Linked DNA regions of Homo sapiens: region 1 is linked to region 2. Evidence: chromatin contacts called from ENCODE Hi-C or POLR2A ChIA-PET data. All regions are on one chromosome and are shown on one strand. The core of a region is the stretch at or near the end of the contact, and the rest is flanking DNA. Distances in the headings are between cores, read along the strand shown.

What was found. Hi-C counts contacts between places; a loop is a spot of excess contacts on that map. ChIA-PET counts read pairs that join two places held with the same protein, here RNA polymerase II (POLR2A). Pooled maps may share reads with other maps.
Region 1: a loop to region 2 is called in a pooled map, with 6 times the contacts of the local background. The contact joins the enhancer-like site here to the promoter of PHF11 in region 2. A Hi-C loop is called at or near these places in 5 of 50 pooled maps. POLR2A ChIA-PET finds 5 or more read pairs at or near these places in 3 of 52 experiments (B cell, IMR-90 and WTC11).

What each region holds. Positions count from the first base shown.
Region 1 is chr13:50,365,468-50,368,516 of GRCh38, reverse strand. All of the region lies in intron 2 of DLEU1 (deleted in lymphocytic leukemia 1), which reads right to left. Among named protein-coding and RNA genes, the nearest start is that of DLEU1-AS1, 160 kb to the left of the region's middle. RefSeq lists a silencer at 1,390-1,684. Within about 2 kb of position 1,541, at least 16 of the 41 ENCODE cell types and tissues checked have a DNase peak (open chromatin) inside an H3K27ac peak, as active enhancers do; they include B cell, where a contact is called at or near this core.
Region 2 is chr13:49,494,640-49,497,528 of GRCh38, reverse strand. It overlaps PHF11 (PHD finger protein 11), which reads right to left and starts at 1,576. Exons shown (of 10, transcript NM_001040443.3): 1 at 1,434-1,576. The coding sequence starts at 1,527. The region is part of intron 12 of SETDB2-PHF11 (SETDB2-PHF11 readthrough); the gene reads right to left. It overlaps SETDB2 (SET domain bifurcated histone lysine methyltransferase 2), which reads right to left. Exons shown (of 14, transcript NM_001160308.3): 14 at 2,526-2,889. RefSeq lists enhancers at 995-1,044, 1,535-1,774, 2,085-2,770 and a silencer at 1,235-1,514.

The DNA.
Region 1 (3,049 bases), core at 292-2,791, 870 kb before region 2:
TCTGAATCTCTGTTCTGACACTTTAAAGAACACTTTTTCAGGGTCCTAGTCACTGGGGTTTTAGAGCGGCTGCTTGAGTTAGGGTAGTTATATAGAATGTGGAATAAATAGCCATTGGACCTTTGGCTTTAACATTACACATTTCAAATTCTGTTTTATCTATAGAACTAACCTGGCCTATACTTGTGTTGACCCACTAGTAAAAAAGAGAATGTCTATTAAGCTTGGGCCAATTTATACTCTTTGAATGAATGTGTTCTGTATGGTGGGAGGAGAAAGATTTGGCCATACATTGCTACATCCCATGTTGCCTATGGACAAGAGTGTTCCTGACTGTATTCCTTTCCTAGGGCTACCATAACAAAGCACCATACATTGAGCAGCTTAAAACAGAATCATATTCTCTCACAATTCTGGAGGCTAGAGGTGTAAAATTGAGGTGTCAGCAGGGACATGTTCCCCCCTAAACCTGCGGGTGAGTGTCCTTCCTTGCTGCTCTCCTAGCTACTGGTGATTCACTGGCAATTTCTGGCATTCTTTGGCTTGTAACTGCATTAATGCCAGTCTCTGCCTTAGTTGTCACGTGGCATTCTCCTCATGTGTCTCTGTCTTCACAAAGCCACCTTCTTATAAAGACACCAGTCATATTGGGTTAGGGGCTACTCTGGTCTGAATGTTTGTGTCCCCTCAAAACTCATATGTTGAAATCCTAACCTCCAAGTTGATGGTATTAGGAGGTGGTGACTTTTGAGAAGCCATGAGGGAGGAGCCCTCATGAATGGGATTAGAACCTTTATAAAAGAGACCCCGTAGAGCTAGTTTGCCCCTTCCCCTATGTGAGGACACAGTCAGAAGGCACCATCAGTGGACCAGGAAATGGGCCCTCACTAGACACTGAATCTGCTGGTATCTTGATCTCAGACTTCCCAGCCTCCAGAACTATGAAAAATAAATATCTGTTGTTTATAAGCCATCTAGTTTATGGTATTTTGTTATAGCAGCTCAAACAGGCTAAGACATGAGCCCACTCTGCTGTGAGGGAGAACCTGTCCCAGGTCTCTCTCCTGGCTTCTGGTGGTTGGCTGGCAATCTTTGGCATCCCTTGGATTGGAGTTACATCTCCCCACCTCTGTCTTTATGTTCAAGACGTTCTCCCTGTGTACAAATTTCCCCTTCCTATAAAGGCACCAGTTATCTTGGTTTGGGACCCACCCTACTCCAGTACGACTTCATCTAAACTAATTGTATCTACAACGACCTTATTGCCAAATAACGTCACATTCTGAGGAAATGGGGATTAGGACTTCTACACATCTTTTGAGGGGAAGATATCACTCAACCTATAGCGATACCTCTTCTTTTGGCTGTTCAGTTGCAGTATTTAATCCAGTGCGATGAATGTGACAGTAAGTGTCCCAATGTGAATTAAGTCACCAGGCCAGCTCTGCCTACAAAAGCGCATAGTAGCACCATGGTTAGTTACCTCACACCAACACACCAAACAGCTTCACTTTCAAGATGACTGGAGAAGAGGTTGAGTGGGGTTTCATCAAACTTGTGGTCATTCTGACTAAAAGCTGGAATGGGAACTTTTCATTGTCACTTAAGACATAATGGCATTGTTGAACTTTAATGGCACAGCAAATAGAATATCAGTTTATGGGGCACACTCAGGTGCTTCTGTGCTGTCATCTCATTTGAGGCTTTTCAAAGGACAGTGGTGCTTTTAATCACAGCAACACTATATAATAATTAGTAATGACAATATGTACTTTGAGTTGCCCTAGAGGGCCACAGAATCTCAGGCTGCCACCCCTGCAATTAGATTAACAGCTGGCAAAAAGCCAAATTAGGGAGAGAGGGGAGAGATCTACTATCAAATTCAATAGGCGTTTGTTTTGAATTAAGCATTCAACCTCCTGGTGGGGAAATCTGCTCTGATTGTACCCTGCCATTTATATACGTAAAATACGTTAAAAGAAAAATACATATTCTGTACCCTGTTAGCCATTAACAGTTTTCAGAGTTCTTTCTCATTAGGCTATTTCTAATGGGACCCATGAGACTCAAGTTCATGATTGAGGGAGCTGCCCCTATGCCAGAGAAGGTCCCTGAGAACAACCAGGAAGACACAGTTTGTATGCCCCTTATTTATTTTATTTCATTCAAGCAAACAGTTGGCAAGAGCAGACATTTCCTATTGCCTGGGCACTGTTTAATCACTGTTTAAATATTTGCCATCCTGTCTTTGTTTTGGTTAGAATTGCTGAGTTAATGTAATACAGATTTGTACCCTCTGCTGAGTGAAATATAGATTTCGTCTTCTGAACTAGGGCTATGTTCACTGGAAATAGTTTTCTCACTCCCCACCCCCACTGCTTGTCTTTCATTTTATGCATTATATTAATCCTTTTCATAGCTTCTCAAATGCCTACAGGTTACCGACAAATTGCCCCCAGGCAGTTTCAACACTTTCGGTTTCAGCAAACCTGGCCTTATGTGTGACTCATTGTGAAATTTTAAGGACTCTTAAGTCAATCTCTGAGTACCAACTTAGAAAAATATCCGTCCTAGGCAAGAACCTCATCATCTGATGGACATTCTGAGGTTAAGGTAAAATGAGTTTCTGGCCTCAGGCCAGTTTCTGACCGGCAGCGGGTTTGTACCAAGGACCCCTTCTGTTAACGAAACTCTGCAAGGTGGAGCTGGATCCGGGTTAACTTGGCTTCTGTGTAACCTGATTTCCCCCAGGCCTCACAGCCTGGGTATACTTAAACAGTCACCTTAACAGTCATAACTCAGATTTCACTGCCTCTCACTCCCACCTGTTGATAGAGAGCCTATGGCTCCATATTTTACAGAATTTTTATAAAAGTGCATTTCAATTTTAACAGACTCTCAATGTCACACTTCACAAATCGAATGGGATCTGAACAGGAAAGAACTATGAGTATGTGGCAGCATTCTCACTCTTTCTCCTCCTCTCTGATAACCATGATTCAGTTCTCTAGCAAGGCTGTCATTTCCGGCTCCTTCTCCCCTCAGAACA
Region 2 (2,889 bases), core at 327-2,826:
TGAGAAGCAGTCAGGCTCCAGATACAGTCAGGCTGAACACAGAACTGGCTGGCCCGACTGATGCATTAGAAGGGGTGTCCGGAGGAAAGAGAGGCCCTGAGGAGCCACTAAGGTTTTTGCAAGGAGCACCTGGGCGAATGGAATGGGCTGGTGGTTGAGCAGGTTTGGAGTACCTGAATACAGTGGAGGAAACAAGAATTCTCTTTGGGACATACTCAGTTTGAGATCATTTCAGAAATGGAAGAAGTTGGTTATACCAGTCTGGAGTTTGAGGAAGAGGTCAGGATGGAAGCGCATCTCCCGTGACTTACCTTACAGTCCATATGTATACCAATGAATGAAATATCCAACTGATTGGCTTGTGGTTGCCACGTATGATGTTTACGTGTGACGTTTTGTGGTTTGGTGCCTTTGTGTCATCCTCTCTGCTGGGAACACCCCTTCAACTTTTCCACCTTTGGCTGAGTCTTGCCCTTTAAAGGTAAGCCCATGAAACATGGAGAAACCCTCTCTACTAAAAATACAAAATTAGCTGGGCGTGGTGGCACATGCCTGTAATCCCATCCACTCGGGAGGCTGAGGCAGGAGAATCGCTTGAACCCGGGAGGCAGAGGTTGCAGTGGGCCGAGATAGCGCCTTTGCACTCCAGCCTGGGCAACAAGAGTGAAACTCCTCTCAAAAAAAAAAAAAAAAAAAAAGGGTAAGCCCAGCCATCCTCTCCTCAAAAAGCTTTCCCTGAAGACTGGGAGTCAGGAGTCTCTCATCTGTACCTCTGTGGTTCTGACCTCCTCATTAAAGTTGCCTAGTAGAGTCTCTAGGGCAGGGTCTGCCTAACTCATCTTTGTATGCTCAGGACCTTGCCCTGAGCCTGGCACACCGTTTGGAGCTATACACACACGCAAGGGCAGGAACCCATCAGAAGACCCACCCACTCAAGTAGAGGGCCGGGGAGGACTGGAACGACTGGAGAAGGGGAGACGGGTTCCAGTCACGTCCTCCGTGAACGTGAGACCCAGCTCTTCCCTCAGGGCCGCCCCCTGCCTCACCGCATCAGGGCGCCCCTCCACTGTCCTGGTTTACCGGTGAGCGGAGGGGCGCTAGGAGAGTTGACATCGGTTGTGGTGGAAGCACTGGGCTGTCACCCGCGGGGGAGGTAAACCGAAGCGTGCCCACCACTCGCGCGAAACCATGGGCAGTCAGAGCCACCTGTGGAACTGGCCTGGGCCGCGCCCTGTCCTCTGGCCCCCTCCCCCACCAACAGGCACGCGAGTGGTGAGCCAAGTTCGTCCAGCGCCGCCCCGGCGTCTAGGGCCCCGGCCCGGAGTAGGGGCAGGTCGGGCCCCCATGCGGCCACGACCGGAAGGCAGGCCCCTTGACCGGGCCCGTCGCTGCCCAGCCCCGCCCGCCCGCCCGCCCGCCCCCGCGGTACACACCGGTGGGAAGGAGGAGCGCCTCCTGCGCGGGCCGGGCCTCCGGGCTGCTGGCGCCGAGCACCCTCTCGGGCCGGGGCGGCGACGCCTGGGCCATGACTGTGCTGCAGCTGCGGGTGGCGGCCGGATAGCGAGATCCCGGAAGTGCCCCAGCTGCACTAGGTTTCGTTTTCTTAAATCTGGGCTGTCGCTTTGAGTCACTAGCCGGCCCGGGGAAAGTTGGGTGTGCAGAGAGGGGTTGTCACACACACTGCTCCAGATTCCAGTCTAGTCTTAATTTGAATAGCTTAAAAAACCCAAACGCCGGGAGCAGTGGCTCACGCCTGTAATCCCAGCACTTTGGGAGGCCGAGGAGGGCGGATCACGAGGTCAGGAGTTCAACACCAGCCTAACCAACATGGTGAAACCCCGTCTCTACTAAAAATACAAAAATTAGCTGGGCATGGTGGCGGGTGCCTGTAATCCCAGCTACTCCAGACACTGAGGCATGAGAATCGCTTGAATCGGGAGGCGGGGCTTGCAGTGAGCCGAGATCGCGCCACTACACTCCAGCCTGGGCTACAGAGCGGGACTCCGTCTCAAAACAAACAAACAAACAAACACACACAAAAAACAAACAAACAAAAAAACCCCAAACGCCAGGCTTCCCTACTCCACCCCCCACAACACAGCGGGAGAAACAATCACTCTCCTGAGGGTTCCTCCTAAAAACTATCATACTGGCCGGGTGGGCGCGGTGGCTCACGCCTGTAGTTCCAGGACTTTGGGAGGCCGAGGTGGGCGAATCACGAGGTCAGGAGTTCGAGACCAGCCTGGTCAACATGGTGAAACCCCGTCTCTACTAAAAATACAAAAATTAGCCGGGCTTGGTGGCGGGCGCCTGTAATCCCAGCTACTCGGGAGTCTGAGGCAGGAGAATCGCTTGAACCCGGGAGGCGGGGGTTGCAGTGAGCCAAGATCGCGCCACTGCACTCCTGCCTAGGCGACAGAGCCAGACTCCCTCTCAAAAAAAAAAAAAAAAAAAAAAAAATTATCATACCGAGTTTGGCTTAAATAAGCATATCTTAAAAGGACGCAGAATTAGCCGATCCTAAATCCAGTTGCCAGTAGCAAGCCTTTATTTAGCACCCATAGGGTACAGAGCACCATACAAGATGAGGTTTTCAGTGAATCTAACATAAATGCATATAATTATAGTTAAAAAATAAGTTGTTCTGGAAAAAAGACATATAATAGTTGGTGGTTTGCTGAGGAATTAAAGGAAAACTGGAGGTCTTCCACTTTCAGCAGGTTGTAAAGAGGAAGACTGCCAACTAGGGATAGCAGAAGAGAGAACATTAAAAAGGACAATTTGTATAGTCTTGACAACTATGAAATGAATTGCAGAAGAGTGTGGGGTCTGCAAAACAGGGAAGTGAGCAGACAGACCCTAGCAGCCAATTTTTAAATTTTTTTTTGC